Regions from separate parts of the Homo sapiens genome. Here all the other regions are linked to region 4. Evidence: chromatin contacts called from ENCODE Hi-C or POLR2A ChIA-PET data. All regions are on one chromosome and are shown on one strand. The core of a region is the stretch at or near the end of the contact, and the rest is flanking DNA. Distances in the headings are between cores, read along the strand shown.

Region 1 (2,700 bases), core at 113-2,612, 1.7 Mb before region 4:
CAAACAAACAACCTATTTGCTCAGCTGGCTGAAAACATTGCCAGCAGCCTAGACGTTTCTTCATGTTATGTTTATAAAAAGGCTAACATGAGAGACCAATGGCCTTGAGAAGCAAAAGATTTAATGCCTCAAGATTACTTTAACTCTTTCCCCAAGCAGATGCCAAGTTCAAGCATTTGGCTCTTAAAAACTCCTATTATTAAGAAATACTGTGTTGCTTGCTAGGAAAAAAGCTTTTAAGACCCAGTAAAAAAACTAACCTGCTTAGGACATGACAAAGTTGGCACATGTGCCTGTACTGGTTTAACACAGGTTTGATCCTAGGTCTTTATTTAAAAGATAGTTTCCAGCTATAAGAGAATTTAAAACCCTCACTGCAAGTGTATTACATAAAACACTATCACTCTGTCTCCCAAAGAGACTCAAAGTAAAAATAAAAGCGAGAACTCCCACTAATTTGTGAAAATTCTCAAAGGAAGGGATAAGGAGACCACTACTACTCCTGCTGCCCTCCTCCCTGCCACCTTGCCTAGTTCATAAGACAGGAGGAAAAGAGAGAAAGCAAAAAGTTAGAAAGAAACAAAAGTCAGATAAATAGCCAGACAACCTTGGCACCACCACGTGGCCCTAGGAGTTAAAAAAAATAATAATAATAACATCAACCCCCGACCTAAACTACTTGTGTTATCTGTAAATTCCAGACATTGTATGAAAAAAGCATTGCAAAACTTTCTGTTCTGTTAGCTGATTCATGTAGCCCCCAGTCACGTTTCCCATGCTTGCTCAATTTATCACGACCCTTTCACGTGGACCCTTAAAGTCGTAAGCCTTTAAACAGGCCAAGAATTTCTTTTTTGGGGAGCTCAGCTCTTAAGACGCAAGTCTGCCGATGCTCCCGGCCGAATAAACCTCTTTCTTCTTTAATCCGGTGTCTGAGGAGTTTTGTCTGTGGCTTGTCCTGCTACAGTAGGTGACAGATGACTTTCATCCCTCATGGGACAACGTTACATCATTCTTATGAAACAGCCATGGCTGCACTCAGACTTAGGAAGGCACTGGCTGTAATGCCAGCACTAAAAGCAAACCAGAACCCAAGTGGAGAAAAGTTAGCTTTCATAAGAGGACTCATCTTTTACGTTCACAAACTTAGGCTCCCTGACTTTTATCGGTAATCAGTACTGAGGACAATGCGTTCCACACCCGCTGGCTGGCTGATGTTTGATTCTGTAACTATACCACGCCCAGAATTCTCTCAAAAGGGAATAAAACACAGGTCAAATTCCTCACCCACACACTCCACAGTTCAACCCCTGCCAGGGAAACCAAAAGCAGGAAAGGATCTCCAGCGGCGCCATTCTCATTTCCGGTCCCAGCACCCCGCCTCCATGACGTCAACGCGCCGCGCCACCGGGCTGCGTCATCTCGGCGCGCCGCTGCCAGGGCTGTACACCTGCTGGCTGCCATGGCTGAGGTGGGCCGTACCGGGATCAGCTACCCAGGCGCGCTTCTCCCACAGGGCTTCTGGGCTGCGGTCGAAGTGTGGCTGGAGAGGCCGCAGGTGGCAAACAAACGGCTTTGCGGCGCCCGCCTGGAGGCCCGCTGGAGCGCCGCCCTGCCCTGCGCGGAGGCCCGCGGCCCCGGGACTAGCGCAGGCTCGGAGCAGAAGGAGCGGGGTCCGGGACCCGGCCAGGGTTCCCCCGGAGGGGGCCCGGGTCCCAGGTCGCTATCAGGACCCGAGCAGGGCACGGCATGTTGCGAACTTGAGGAGGCCCAGGGCCAGTGCCAGCAAGAGGAGGCACAGAGGGAAGCCGCCTCAGTGCCCCTGAGGGACTCCGGGCACCCCGGCCATGCTGAAGGAAGGGAGGGCGACTTCCCCGCCGCAGATCTGGATTCGCTTTGGGAGGATTTCTCCCAAAGTCTCGCCCGTGGCAATTCGGAGTTGCTGGCCTTCCTCACCAGCTCCGGGGCGGGATCGCAGCCAGAGGCGCAGCGTGAGCTCGACGTGGTTCTCAGAACCGTCATCCCGAAAACTAGCCCACATTGCCCCCTTACAACTCCCAGGAGGGAAATAGTCGTGCAAGGTAAGAGTGTTTTGATAGTGGACGGATATGATTAGATAAAAAAGCATTCATAGAACCTCGGGTCAATGAAAAAGTCCTAAGGGTACTAGTTCCTCTGCGATGTCCTAGGGAGGTTGTTAGGTGTTTCATAGTTTTTTGAGTGGGCGCATAGAAATGTGTGTCCTTAGTACAGAAGATGGGATAATTGATTGGGGTGGTGTCTGGAAGGCTTCAAAGAGACAGTGAAGGACTAGCTGGATATTGCGTAATACCTAGGAGTTTAGCAGGTAAAGCTGTAGGTGTAAAAGTGTTGGGGACCAGCCTCAACACCACCCGTAGGGTACTCAAAGTCCGGTGGCGACGAAGGAATGAGACGAGACAGGTTAAGAGTGCATAAAGATTGGGGGCCAGGGGGCCAATTGCAAAATGGAGGCTGCCAAAGCCTGGGAGCTCTGGTCTCCACACTATTGAGTACAATCACTTAGATCTAAGAAGCGGACGTTCGGGGCGAAAGGGTGAAAGGGAGACAGTGCATCATACATGTCATCTATAGCAGTGGCGGTTTAAATGAATCTCCTTTGTGCTCAAACAGCGTTATCTTTAACTTGTCGGAGAATAACCAGTGGGAGCGTGCTTAACT
Region 2 (2,700 bases), core at 200-2,699, 2.0 Mb before region 4:
TCTGCCAAGTCTCAGGGTGCCCTGCTCCCCAGCCACTCCCAGATAACTAGGTTGGCCATTTCAGAAATCCTCTTCCAAAGGGTTCTGCCTCTGACCTCCCCAACCGCCTGCCATTGCTCTCAGCTACTCCCAAAGGCTCCCGGCAACGCCGTCCCTCCTTCCTTGGATTGGAGGGGGAGGGAGACAATCTCCCCAGGGAGGGGAGTCCCTGGCCCTTAGCCCCCGCCCCCTTCTAGGCCTACAGCCCACAGGAAGCTCTTACTAAATTCACATTCTCTCCCCAGTCCGATCTCCCTCAGGGGAAGCGGCTGTCCCCATTGGTTTCTGCACCATGGCCAAGGGCCATACTGCAGTCCCTGGCGCGACAGGCTTAGAGGAAAGAGCACAAGAGTCAGTGAGCCCGGGGTTCGAATCCCCGCCCCCCCTTCCTGAGCCAAGCAAGTGACTCAAGCCTGGTGCGCCTCGGGTCACACCCTGAAAAATGGGGTGACAGCCCTTCCCTGCCGGGAATGCAACGACAAGCCCTCAGCCCGGTGCGGGCCCCAGGAGGCTCTCAGATCCGGGCATCCTCAGGCCGCCTCCAGGGCTCACCGCCAAGGGCTCCAGTTCTAGGTCTCAGTTTCCCCAACAGCACAAGGCGCGGCTGGGCTCCAGCGCTGTGGGATTTTTCCAGCCCCGCACAGAGGCTGTCAGATCCCGGAGGGTGGGTGCGGCGGGAAAGGCAGGGGTGCGACGCGCAGGGGCGAGGGGCTGGAGACGCGCAGAGATCGGGTCGGGGCCGGGTCTGACACATGCGGGCTCCGGGTCCCCAGATCTGCTGCGGAGAGTCCTGGGCGCCGAGGGTCGGCCTGACGCCCCCAACCCAGGCGCTGCCAGAGCGGCGCAAGGGCGGCGCCCCCAGCTGCAAAGCCCCGCCTATCATCTCACCTCTGCGTGCCTAGGTCTGCTGGGGCCCCGGCCCTTCGCCCGGACCCCAGGCCCCCGCGCGGACCCTGACCGCTTTCTGCAGCCTGGAACAACCCGGACCCCCGTGAGAAGCAAAGAAGGGGCGCCTTCCAGACATCCTGGCGCAGCCACGCCGGCCGGCGCGCTGGGAAAGGATCCCCGGCCCGCGCCACTGAGCTACGCGCTCCGGGCGCAGGGCAGAGGGCTGCGCTCTGGCCCCTCGGGGCTGCAAAATCCTGGAGCAAAAGTTGGGTGGAGCCGCTGGGTGATTTTCCCCGGCGTTGCAGGTGCAGCCTCCGAATGCCACCCAGCCCTTGCGGCGCCGCGAGCCAGCGCGGGGACCCGTTGGTCCCTCGGTCCCCAGCACCCACCTGCACTCATCTCAGCAGCCGCTCGGAGTCGGGGCGGCCCGGCGCTGCGACAGCCAGACCCTCGGGCCCGCAGGTGCCGCGCCCGCGCTATCCTCCGCCCGCCCGCCGGCTCCGCGCCCGCTCCTTGCGCACACGCCAGGCAGCGCCGCCGCAGCCCCACGGCGCGCAGGCCACGCCCGTGCCACGCCCACTCTCACGCCCCTCCTGGCGGCCCCGCCCCGCGCCCCCGCTGCCGCCCGGGAGCACCCTGGGAAGTGTAGGCACCTCGACGCCACCGCTCCGCCTGGCTCCCCAGCTGCGGGGCGATCGGACTACAAGTCCCAGCACGCTTCGCGGCCAGCGCAGGCGCAGACGGGCGACGGCGGCTGAGGCCTTTCGCAATCGTTCTTAGATCTCTGCAGAGCTGTCGCCACGGCCTGAGGGGCGACGTGGGGACTGCCGCTCACGGAATCCGGGAGTCGCTAGGAGAGCGGCGCAGGGAAAAGCGAGCTTGGTGCAGCTCTTCTTGAGTAGTCGAGCTACAAGGCGCCTGAAGACCTTCTGGGCCAACTCTTCTTTACCAGTTTACAGAGAGGGAAACTGAGGCGGGGGCGGTGCTCGGGCAGGATTAGCCCGCATCCGTCGGCGAGGCTTGCACTGGTGGGGATTCGTGCGCAGGTTTCCTGCCTCCGGGCTTGGGCTGTCCGCGCCTCGCCACCCACCCCAGGCTCCCGTCGCTCCTCGCCGGCTGGCGCCCAGCTGGGGGGTGCACCGGGAGAGGTGGCGCGGCTCACTTCGGCGCAGTCCCCGGCCCCAGCCTCCACGGTGACCGGCTACCCTGTGACATCAGGCGCCCAGCACAGGGCCTGGACGCGGGTGCAGGAGAGGGAGTCAGGGAACGGGGAGGAGCAGGGGTCCCCACTGTGTGCCTGGTGCGACAAAAGGCGAGCTGCAGAGAGGTCGGGAGGAGCCGGCAAACACAAGGATGCCCACCAGGCGCGGAGGGCCTGGGCTGGAGGAGCATTTAGGATGCAGAATCGCGGGAACCTGGCATGGAGAGAGAGGCCAAGGACTTTTGGCTTGGGCCAGGGCTGTTTGGAGATGCTTTCAACAAGTGGAAGAAGATTGGGCACAGAAAATGTAGACTGAATGGAACACTGAGGCAGGAGCAGGTACTCCTCCCCCTCCCTCAGCAGCAGCCATCTCCCCCAAGAGGGGCCAGGATGGGAGGCCAGGAGTACAGTGGCTCAGTGGGGGAGCTGAAGTCCTGGGGAACCAGCCAAGCCCCACACACCCTAGAAATCCAGGAGGCCCAGCTAGGTGATTCTGCCCGCAGCCGCAGGGTTCCCATGCCAGTCCACTGGGATCTTGTGCCATGTAATTGAGGGGGCGCCAGATCTAAGGA
Region 3 (2,700 bases), core at 107-2,606, 1.9 Mb before region 4:
TTGACCTGAGTAGCTCACCTGGGCTGGGAGTTCTCAGCCTGGGGTGACTTCACCCCCAGGGGATCAATATCTGAGCTATGTTTGGCTGCTATGATTAGAGGAGGGGGCTACTGGCATCCAGTGGGTGGAGGCCAGGGACCAGCTAAAACCCTCCAGTGCACAGGACAGCCCCCCGCCCTGCAACAAAGAAGGATGCGGCCCCAAATGTCGGTAGTGCCTTGGTTGAAAAGCCCAGCCCTAAAGCCTTCAGAACCAGTCAGACCTGGTTCCAGTCTTATCTTCTTGTTGGTCACTGGCCTTGGGCATGTCACATTACCTCCCTGAGCCTTAGTTTTCCTGTCTGTGAGATGGATACATAACTATTTGACTTAGGGATTATTCTTGGTTTTCTCAAACCAGGTGTGTGTAAAGCTCCGACCTATCACAGCACAGGCTGGAGGGATCCCTCCCATTCCCACTTCCTAGAGCTGGGCCGGAGCCCGCAGCCCACACCCACCACGTGGGTGCTCACACTCCTGTGTTGGCAAGGGCATCAGAGCAGGCAGACAGGCGGGACCAACAGGGCAATTTGAGTTCAGTTCTGCCTCTTGTCCCAGCTGACGTGAGCCCAGGCCAGGCTTCCTCAGCAGGCAGGGGCGAGATTACGTGCTTTGGCCTTGGGTCTGCCTGGCTGGGAAGGTTTCTGCTCTCAAACCTGGCTCAGGCCTGGAGACGGTGGGAGGGTAAAGAGGTAGACCCGTTGGGACAGGCCAGGCTAGCAAGGAGAGCTTGCGGTGAGGAGGAGGGGAGCCCATCTCTTCCCCTAAATGTTCCCATTGATGGAGCCAGTGGCCCGGAGGGCACCCGGGCAGAGACGGAAGAAATTGCACGTGAGCGTTTGTGTGCATACGTGTGCCTGTCCATGTGTGCACACACTTGTGCTTGTGAGTCTCTGTGTGCCCATGCATATGTATGTGTGTCTGCATGCACATGCGTGTGTGTGTGCATGCATGTATGTGTGCAGGCATGCGTGTGTGTGTGTGTGCAGTAAATGGAAGAGGAACAGAGATCAGAGCTGAGGCTGGCAGGGCTGAGGCAGCCGGTGGCTGGTGGACTTCCCCAATCCCAGCCTGGCGGGGGACTGGGTGCCCCTAGCCTCTACTACAGAGCCTGGGGGCTGGGCAGCGGGCAGGCAGGACAGGGCCTGGACCTCGTCCAGGAAAGAGCTAATGATCAACCGGCTGCGGTGTCTGTGCAGCCGCCCTGGGCCTGCCTCTCCGTCACCGGCCCTCAGGCGCAGGGAGGAAGTAGGGCAGGAAGCAGGGGGCGGAGGCCGCTGTGCAGTCAGCCTGGCTGTGGGCGGCCCCTGCCTGCTCCGTCCAGCTGGAGACAGCCCCGTGGGGCCAGCCAGCGCTGGGCCAGGAGCGGCCACCTGGTTCCTGCGTGCTACGGCCCTGTGGGCCTGGGAGCTGCCTCTGAGGAACACGCCGCAGGTATGGGGGGCTCCGGGGCAGGCGGGGCGTGGACTGGCCGAGCAGGCTGCTGTCTGCCAGTCTTGCCATGGTTGGATCTTTACACTTTCTTGAGGACTTTTCTGACCTGTTTGGGATGGGGGTGGAGCGAAACTGCGAGCTGGGGGCCTCGGGGAGGTCGTCGGCACCCTCAGCAGACCCCACTCAGAGCTCACAGGTGCTGGCAGTGCCAATCCGCAGTGATTGAGGGCAATGATTTCAGCTTTGACCAAGCACCCTTGCTTCTGGGACCTGGCCTGACCCCGTGCTGGCCCTTGGCATGAGCGGCCCTGGGGGTCTGGGAGCAGAGCCAGCCTGTCGCTGGATTCCAAGTCCAGCGGATCTCAGGTGTGACCCCAGCGCCCGGTTAGCTTGGGCCACACTACCAGACCTACCAGGGCGAGCCCAGCGCCTCAGCCTCACCCGGCACCGCAGTGGCTATAACTGGCCACTCTGATGCCGCCACCTGGGCCTCTTTTCCAACAACCAAATGGACCAGCAACTGGACCAGGGGCTTCAGCCTGAAAATTCCAGGGAGGGTCTGGGCCCAGCCTTCAACTGCAGGTGTGCCGGGGCGTGTGCTCCTGTGTGTGTACACCACTGAGACCCCCTCTGGGCCTGTGCGTGATCCCCAGGAGCCCTGGGAGCCCTGCCCTGTCTGTGAAGCGGGAGTTTCCAACCTTTTGCCGTTGACGAGGCTCAGATGAGATGAATAGCAAAGTGACGCTGGGGGGTGTTAGCGGTGTCGGCCAGTGCCAGGGCCAGGGGCAGCCTGCATGTGGGCCGGCCACTCAGGGTGTGGCCTCCCAGCGCCAGGCAGCGGGGCTGCGGCTGAGCTTGTGGCTGGAGGCAAGGCTGGGCCCGAGTCAGGTCTGGGTTTAGGATGGGTATGTGGGGGCTGGGCTCTGACCACCTGGGTTCAACCCCACCTGTGCTGCTTGGCTGTGTGACCTTGGGCAGGCAGAGTCACCGCAGCTGATGGCTCATCCGTGAAAGGGGCACAGCTGTGCCTCCCTCCTCCAGGTGAGCCGAGGATGCTGTGAGCACCCTGGATGGCCATAATTATGTGACTGTCAACACTGTTGTTGACAGTGATGACAACTGTGTCCCGTGTGGGGCGCTGGGCCAGCGTTTTTTGCATGGAGACGTCACTCACTCTTCCAGCAACACGGGTGACGATGGCCGCACAACACAGAAGAGCAAGGCAGGG
Region 4 (2,700 bases), core at 40-2,539:
AGGGTATTAACAGCGAGTTAGCTGAGTGCCATTCCATTCAGCAAGGGCTCAAAGTGCACCAGGCACCGCTGGGCTTGAGGGACGCCAGCAGCTCATTCATTCCATCTGCCCAGCCAGCAGGCGAAGCGAGAGTGGTCATCATCTCATCATCTGTTTTACAGACGAGAAAACTGGGGCTCAGAGATGCCCAAATCGCCAATCTTCTCAAGGTCACGCAGCGGCCGACCGGGTCAGTCTGATCCCTCAAATCCGGAGCCCTTGCTTTTAAGGAATGAACTAATCTAATCTCCCATCCACGTACTAACCAGGCCTGACCGTGCTTAGCTTCCAAGATCAGAGGCGATCCGGCGCTTTCAGGGTGCTATGACCGTAGACAGAAACGAACTAAGACTCAGTTTCCTCATCAAGAAGGAGCAGACAAGGACCTGGGTGAATCTGAGGCCGGCTTCCGGGGCTCCGAGGTGTGGCTCCCGGTAGAGGGGGCGTGGCGCCCTCACCCTCCCCGGGCCAATGGGCAGGAGGTGAGAAGTGGAGAGGAAGGCGAATTATCCCATCCCAAGGTGGCTCCGGAGCAGAACCGCGCCCGGGGTAGGGGGTACTCACGTCGATGTTCCTTAGGATGACGCACTTTCCATTGGTGTACAGAAAATTGTTGCCCTTAGGGTCGCCGCCGATGATCTTGGAGACGCCCCTCTCCACCTGCGGGAGGCTGGCGAACACCTTCTCTGCGGAGACACAAATGCGGCGGGGCATGTCAGGGCAGGGCGGGGACGGCGGGGACAGAAGGGAGAAGGAGCCCCGGACCGGTCTCGGCCGGTCACCTGTTGACTGCGCCGGGAGGGCGGCCTCCACTTTCCACGAGCGCCAGGAACCGCGCGACTTCCTGGTCCGCGCCCCGGGCCAGGCCCTTGGGGGCAGCGGGGCTCCTCCGGCTCGGCCCACGGCGCCAACTTGGGGGCGCACCCCCCGTCGGGGGTCCCGCCCTGCACCACCGAGGGCGGCCCCGCCACGCCTCCGGCCGGCGCCCGCACCCCTCCCCCGCGCCGAGGACTCCCCCGCCACCCGCACGGCGCCTAGGGGCCGGGGACCGGGGCCGGGGCAGCGCGGCGGCCGCTCGGGGGCCCCGCGCCGCGGCACTTACTGATCTCGTACGGCATCCTCGCCCACTTGTTACCGCGCCGCGCTCGCCGAGAGCCTCCGGGGCCGGCCCGCGCTGCGAATTACACCTCGCCGAGGCCGAGCCCGGGGACTGGAGCCGGAAGGCGGCACCGGGCGTGCCGGGAGTGGAGTGGGCGGTCCGAGGCCGGGGCTCAGAGGCCAGCTCGCGCCTGCCCTGCGCGCTGTGGTTGCGGACGCCCCGAACCCGGAAGCGCGGTCCCGCGCGCGGCTCGCCCCCAGCTTTGACCATATATAGTCAAGCGCTCGGCTCGGCGGCTGCGGTCCCGGCGAGCCTGCGCGGACCTGGCGCTCCCCTCCCCCGCCGGCCCCGGCCCCGCCTCCGCCTTGCTCGCCCCGCCCCGGAAGTGACGTATAGCACGCCCCGCGGGCCCTTGAAAAGGCGGCGCAGACAAGCAGCCGCGTCAGAATGCTTCTGGGAGTCGGGGGGTGGGTGCCTTTCTGTTGCTAGCTTGTAGGAGAAGCTGGGCTGTAGGAAGTTTATTTGCGGGGGGGTCTTAAAGACGCTGAAAGTACTGGCGGGCTTTGGTGGGGGTCTGGAAAAACCTCTCTGTACCTGTGACCGCGTTGCGTGGCGGGCGCTCCCCGGCCTCTCCTTTTTGACCGGTCCCGGGCGTTGCCCAGCCGCCAGTCCTCCTGCTCGGGTTTTGTAAGCAGGAGAGGGATGCTTTTTACGTCTTCTTAAAGTACGGTTAAGTGCCCTTGCTTGAAGTAGTTGCTGGCAACAAGAACGTAGGGGTTACTCTTTGTTGGGCCTGAACTCGTGCTTTTTCTCTCAAAAGTTGAGCTTTTGAAAGGCAAAAAAGGCGTGGGGGATGGGGGAGCTGTCGGTCTTAAGGAAGTTAAAGGTTATTTCCTAAACAAAACAAGTCTCACTCCTAAAACCAGGGTAGTGGCTCAGTTGTGGCGGGAGAGCAGGGGCTGTAAAGTGTCCAAGTTTCTAGTCTCATCTTTCAGTAGGATGGGTACAAGCTTTCCCCTTGGGGCTCTGGGGGCTGGGAGGGTTGTAAAAGTGGGAGAAAGCAAAGTATTTGGCGGGGTGCGGGCGGGTAGCTGAATGTTGTTGTAAGTGGAAGAGGAATGCTGTTGGCGTCTTTCTCTAAGCACGGTTAAGTGCTTTTTCTTGAAGTAGTTACTGGCAACAAGAACGTAAGGGTTACTCTTTGTTAGGCCTGAACTCGTGCTTTTTCTCAAAAGTTTAGCTTTTGAAAGGCAAAAGTGGGGGTGGGGGCGCTGCTGCTTTTAAGGAAGTTAAAGGTTATTTCCTAAGAAAGCAAAACAAGCCCCACTTGTAAAACCCGGGTAGTGGCTCAGCTGGAGAGCAGGCGCTGTGAAGTGTACAAGTTTCTAGTCTCATCTTTCAGTAGAATGGGTACAAGCTTTCCCTCGGGGCTCTGGGGGTGGGAGGGTTGTAAAAGTGGGAGAAAGCAAAGTACGTGGGTGGGGGGTAGCTAAATGTTGTTGTAAGCGGGAGATGGATGCTTTTGGCGTCTTTAAGCACGGTTAACTGCCCTTGAAGTAGTT
Region 5 (2,700 bases), core at 57-2,556, 1.4 Mb after region 4:
GCTTTTATATGTAATTTGTTTATAAGTAAAAATGTAAATGTTTCTATATAGTTTTATAAATTTATGTAAAATTATATAAGTATACAAATATGTATGTGTGTATATATAGTATGTATATAATATATAGTACAAAATATAAAGATGGTGATAAATGCCAAGCTGATAAATAAATTAGGTAAGGAGAATCAGAAGTACTGGGGGAATAATTTTGAAGAGGTGGCTATGGAACCCTAATAGAGAAAGTAAAATTTGAATAAAGAGACATAGAACTAGTCATGCAGACATCTGAGAAAAGAACATTGCATAGTTATCAGGAACTCCACTCAGCAGAGTGGAAGGCGGGGAATAGAACAGGGAAAAGTCTGGAGAGAGGATGTATGTCTGGATCATCTCTGGCCTTGAGGCCGCTGCAAGGTTGTTGGCTTGCAGTCTGGGGTAAATGGAGAAGCTAGCACATGAGGAGTGAGATGGGACATATTTCATGAGAATTACTCAGATGGGTGTTTTGAGAATACACTGAAAGGGATGTGGGAGCAGACCAGAAGCAGAAAGACAGTGTGGAGCCTCTTGCAGTGTTAAGAGAAGAGGCTGGCATGGACCAGGAGTTGGGAGTGGAGGTGGGAGATTCAGATACATTTTGAAGGAGCCAATAGAATTTGCTTGTGAGCAAGATGTCAGGAGTGAGAGCAAGAGAGGAGTCATAGGAGACTGCAGAGTTTTGTGCCTCTAAGGCAGCTGGAAGTTGCTTAGGCTGGAATGGAGTTGCCAGTCTGAGTTTGGAAAGGCTACAGTAGGAGGACTATGCGTGTGGAGTGGGTAATGGTGTCAAAACCTCAAATTTGAGATGCCCATGGGATATCAAAATTAAGATTAAACGTAGACACTGGATGTGTGCCTTGGATGCTGGGGGGAGAGGTTGAGATAAAAATGCACAGTTTGAAGCCATTGGTGTACACATAGTACTTGAACCCTTAAGTGGTGACAAGAAGGTGGGGTCACCCTTCTTATCTTTCTGCATCCAAGGTGGTTGAGTAACAGCTGCAATGGCAGAAAGGAAATGAGTCCACTTGAAGAACAGGAATTTCTGAACATGACAGGAAGGAGAATGGCCTCAGAGGCAGCCTGCTTCCTGAAAAAGTTTTCTGGACTTCCAAGCAGAACCCAGAGATATTAATAAACAGAAAGGGAAAACAAAATTATGGTAATTTTACTAATGTGAGAAAAATAACATAAATTATTTACTAAATAATTTGGTAACCACAGACTTTCTAAGCAGTGACTCAGAAGGTTCTTGCTGGAAGGTGCACCTTGAAACACCGATACTGGAGTGAATGACAGGCACAGAGGTTCTGATGACTCATCCACTTGTTTCACTTACATGTCCTCTGGAAGCTCTGGGGCCATTCTAATGGCAGTCTTAGTTCTAAGGCAATTTCAAGAGAACAAAAATAAAATTATTTTTTCATTGAAAGCTATATAATGTGTTACAGGTTAACACAGAAATCACATAATATCAAATGTGTGCATAGACCAGGAAGCAAATGTAAATGTTATAAGTAAATGAAAATGCATGAATGTATAGACAAGAATGGTGGAGTTCGTGGCAAATTAGGATACAGTAATTATTCAGTTGACTGCTCTCATGTGGGACCAGAAGTCAAATTTTCTTCAAATTTTCAAGAGCCTAGAAATGTGGGTTTTTATGTGGAAATGCCCAATATTTAAATGTTGGCAACCAGTTTACTTTAGTCAACATCTGTGTACATGAAACAAAGTATGTTTTCTGTCTAATGGTAGCTGATTGGACACAAATTTTCAACCACTGATGGAGGACTTTATTTACCTGTTCTTTTCACAAGCATTTGCTGAGAAGCTGCTGTTATTGGTGGATACAAGTGAAACAAAACTACATATGGCATGATTGATTCCCACCTAGTAGGGAATGTGAACAGCTCTACATATGGTGTCATGCTTTGTGTTTGTAAAGGATAGTTCTGAGGCAAAATGGGAAGAAACAAATACCTCTGCAATGACAAGACTCTAAATACCCCATGAGGAGAGTGACATTTGTAGTAAATCCAGCTTGGGGATGAAAGAGTGTGCAAGATGTTAGAAGTCTGCTGAACTTGTATTTGGTTTATTATAAAGTATACAAATGACTAAACTGTCCTAATCTACTGTTGTTGTGAGAGTGGACTGCTTATCTGCCATTTTTCATTATGATCTATGATCCATGGTAGTCACTAACTACAACTTCTTATTAACAGTTTTACTGAAATATAATTTGCATAGGATACAATTAACTTATTTAAAGTGTATTATTCAACATATTTTAGAATATGTACAGGGCTACACAACAATTACCACAATACAGACAGTCCTCAACTTAGGATTGTTCCACTGATCATTTTTCAACTTTATGATGGGTTTGTCAGGGTATTAAATGTGCTTTTGACTTATGATGGATTTATTGCAATGTAACTCGATCATAAGTCGAGGAACATCTGTATAAATTATAAGACACTTTTCCCCTGTAAAATAAATCTCATATCCATTAACAATCATCTCCCACTTTCTCCTCCCACTCATCCTTAGGTAACCACTAATCTATTTTCTGTCTCTATTGATTTGCCAATTCTGGAATAATAGATGCCACAGAATTTGCCATTCTGTGGAATTCAATTCCACAGAAATGGAATA

Evidence for each region. A loop is a pair of places that touch in the nucleus more often than their neighbours do. ChIA-PET counts read pairs that join two places held with the same protein, here RNA polymerase II (POLR2A). Pooled maps may share reads with other maps.
Region 1: a loop to region 4 is called in a map of naive thymus-derived CD4-positive, alpha-beta T cell, with 24 times the contacts of the local background. The contact joins the promoter of ACOX3 here to the promoter of WDR1 in region 4. A Hi-C loop is called at or near these places in 1 of 168 maps with a recorded cell type or tissue (naive thymus-derived CD4-positive, alpha-beta T cell), 6 of 37 single-sample maps with no recorded cell type and 14 of 50 pooled maps. POLR2A ChIA-PET finds 5 or more read pairs at or near these places in 1 of 52 experiments (CD4-positive, alpha-beta memory T cell).
Region 2: a loop to region 4 is called in a map of CD8-positive, alpha-beta T cell, with 28 times the contacts of the local background. The contact joins the promoter of ABLIM2 here to the promoter of WDR1 in region 4. A Hi-C loop is called at or near these places in 1 of 168 maps with a recorded cell type or tissue (CD8-positive, alpha-beta T cell), 2 of 37 single-sample maps with no recorded cell type and 8 of 50 pooled maps. POLR2A ChIA-PET finds 5 or more read pairs at or near these places in 1 of 52 experiments (activated T-cell).
Region 3: a pooled map shows a loop between it and region 4 (16-fold over the local background). The contact joins the promoter of SH3TC1 here to the promoter of WDR1 in region 4. A Hi-C loop is called at or near these places in 1 of 37 single-sample maps with no recorded cell type and 7 of 50 pooled maps. POLR2A ChIA-PET finds 5 or more read pairs at or near these places in 1 of 52 experiments (activated B cell).
Region 5: a loop to region 4 is called in a pooled map, with 4 times the contacts of the local background. The contact joins the enhancer-like site here to the promoter of WDR1 in region 4. A Hi-C loop is called at or near these places in 1 of 50 pooled maps. POLR2A ChIA-PET finds 5 or more read pairs at or near these places in 4 of 52 experiments (A673, WTC11, activated T-cell and 1 more).

What each region holds. Positions count from the first base shown.
Region 1 is chr4:8,439,361-8,442,060 of GRCh38, forward strand. ACOX3 (acyl-CoA oxidase 3, pristanoyl) reads right to left here and starts at 1,363. Exons shown (of 18, transcript NM_003501.3): 1 at 1,288-1,363. It overlaps TRMT44 (tRNA methyltransferase 44 homolog), which reads left to right and starts at 1,417. Exons shown (of 11, transcript NM_152544.3): 1 at 1,417-2,081. The coding sequence starts at 1,463. RefSeq lists enhancers at 1,251-1,490, 1,309-2,042 and silencers at 1,511-1,720, 1,771-1,830.
Region 2 is chr4:8,157,364-8,160,063 of GRCh38, forward strand. It overlaps ABLIM2 (actin binding LIM protein family member 2), which reads right to left and starts at 1,450. Exons shown (of 21, transcript NM_001130083.2): 1 at 1,317-1,450. The coding sequence starts at 1,326. RefSeq lists silencers at 1,167-1,656, 1,997-2,056.
Region 3 is chr4:8,197,934-8,200,633 of GRCh38, forward strand. SH3TC1 (SH3 domain and tetratricopeptide repeats 1) reads left to right here and starts at 1,357. Exons shown (of 18, transcript NM_018986.5): 1 at 1,357-1,472. RefSeq lists enhancers at 594-693, 1,044-1,163, 2,194-2,243, 2,374-2,423, 2,554-2,700 and a silencer at 1,374-1,563.
Region 4 is chr4:10,115,510-10,118,209 of GRCh38, forward strand. WDR1 (WD repeat domain 1) reads right to left here and starts at 1,290. Exons shown (of 15, transcript NM_017491.5): 1 at 1,142-1,290; 2 at 604-725. The coding sequence starts at 1,157. It overlaps LOC124900666 (a long non-coding RNA gene), which reads left to right and starts at 1,580. Exons shown (of 2, transcript XR_007058030.1): 1 at 1,580-2,700. It also overlaps the pseudogene RNA5SP155. RefSeq lists enhancers at 147-951, 602-751, 2,522-2,621 and silencers at 832-981, 1,062-1,471, 1,482-1,601.
Region 5 is chr4:11,547,670-11,550,369 of GRCh38, forward strand. All of the region lies in intron 1 of LOC107986178 (a long non-coding RNA gene), which reads left to right. Among named protein-coding and RNA genes, the nearest start is that of HS3ST1, 120 kb to the left of the region's middle. Within about 2 kb of position 1,307, at least 5 of the 41 ENCODE cell types and tissues checked have a DNase peak (open chromatin) inside an H3K27ac peak, as active enhancers do; they include endothelial cell of umbilical vein, where a contact is called at or near this core.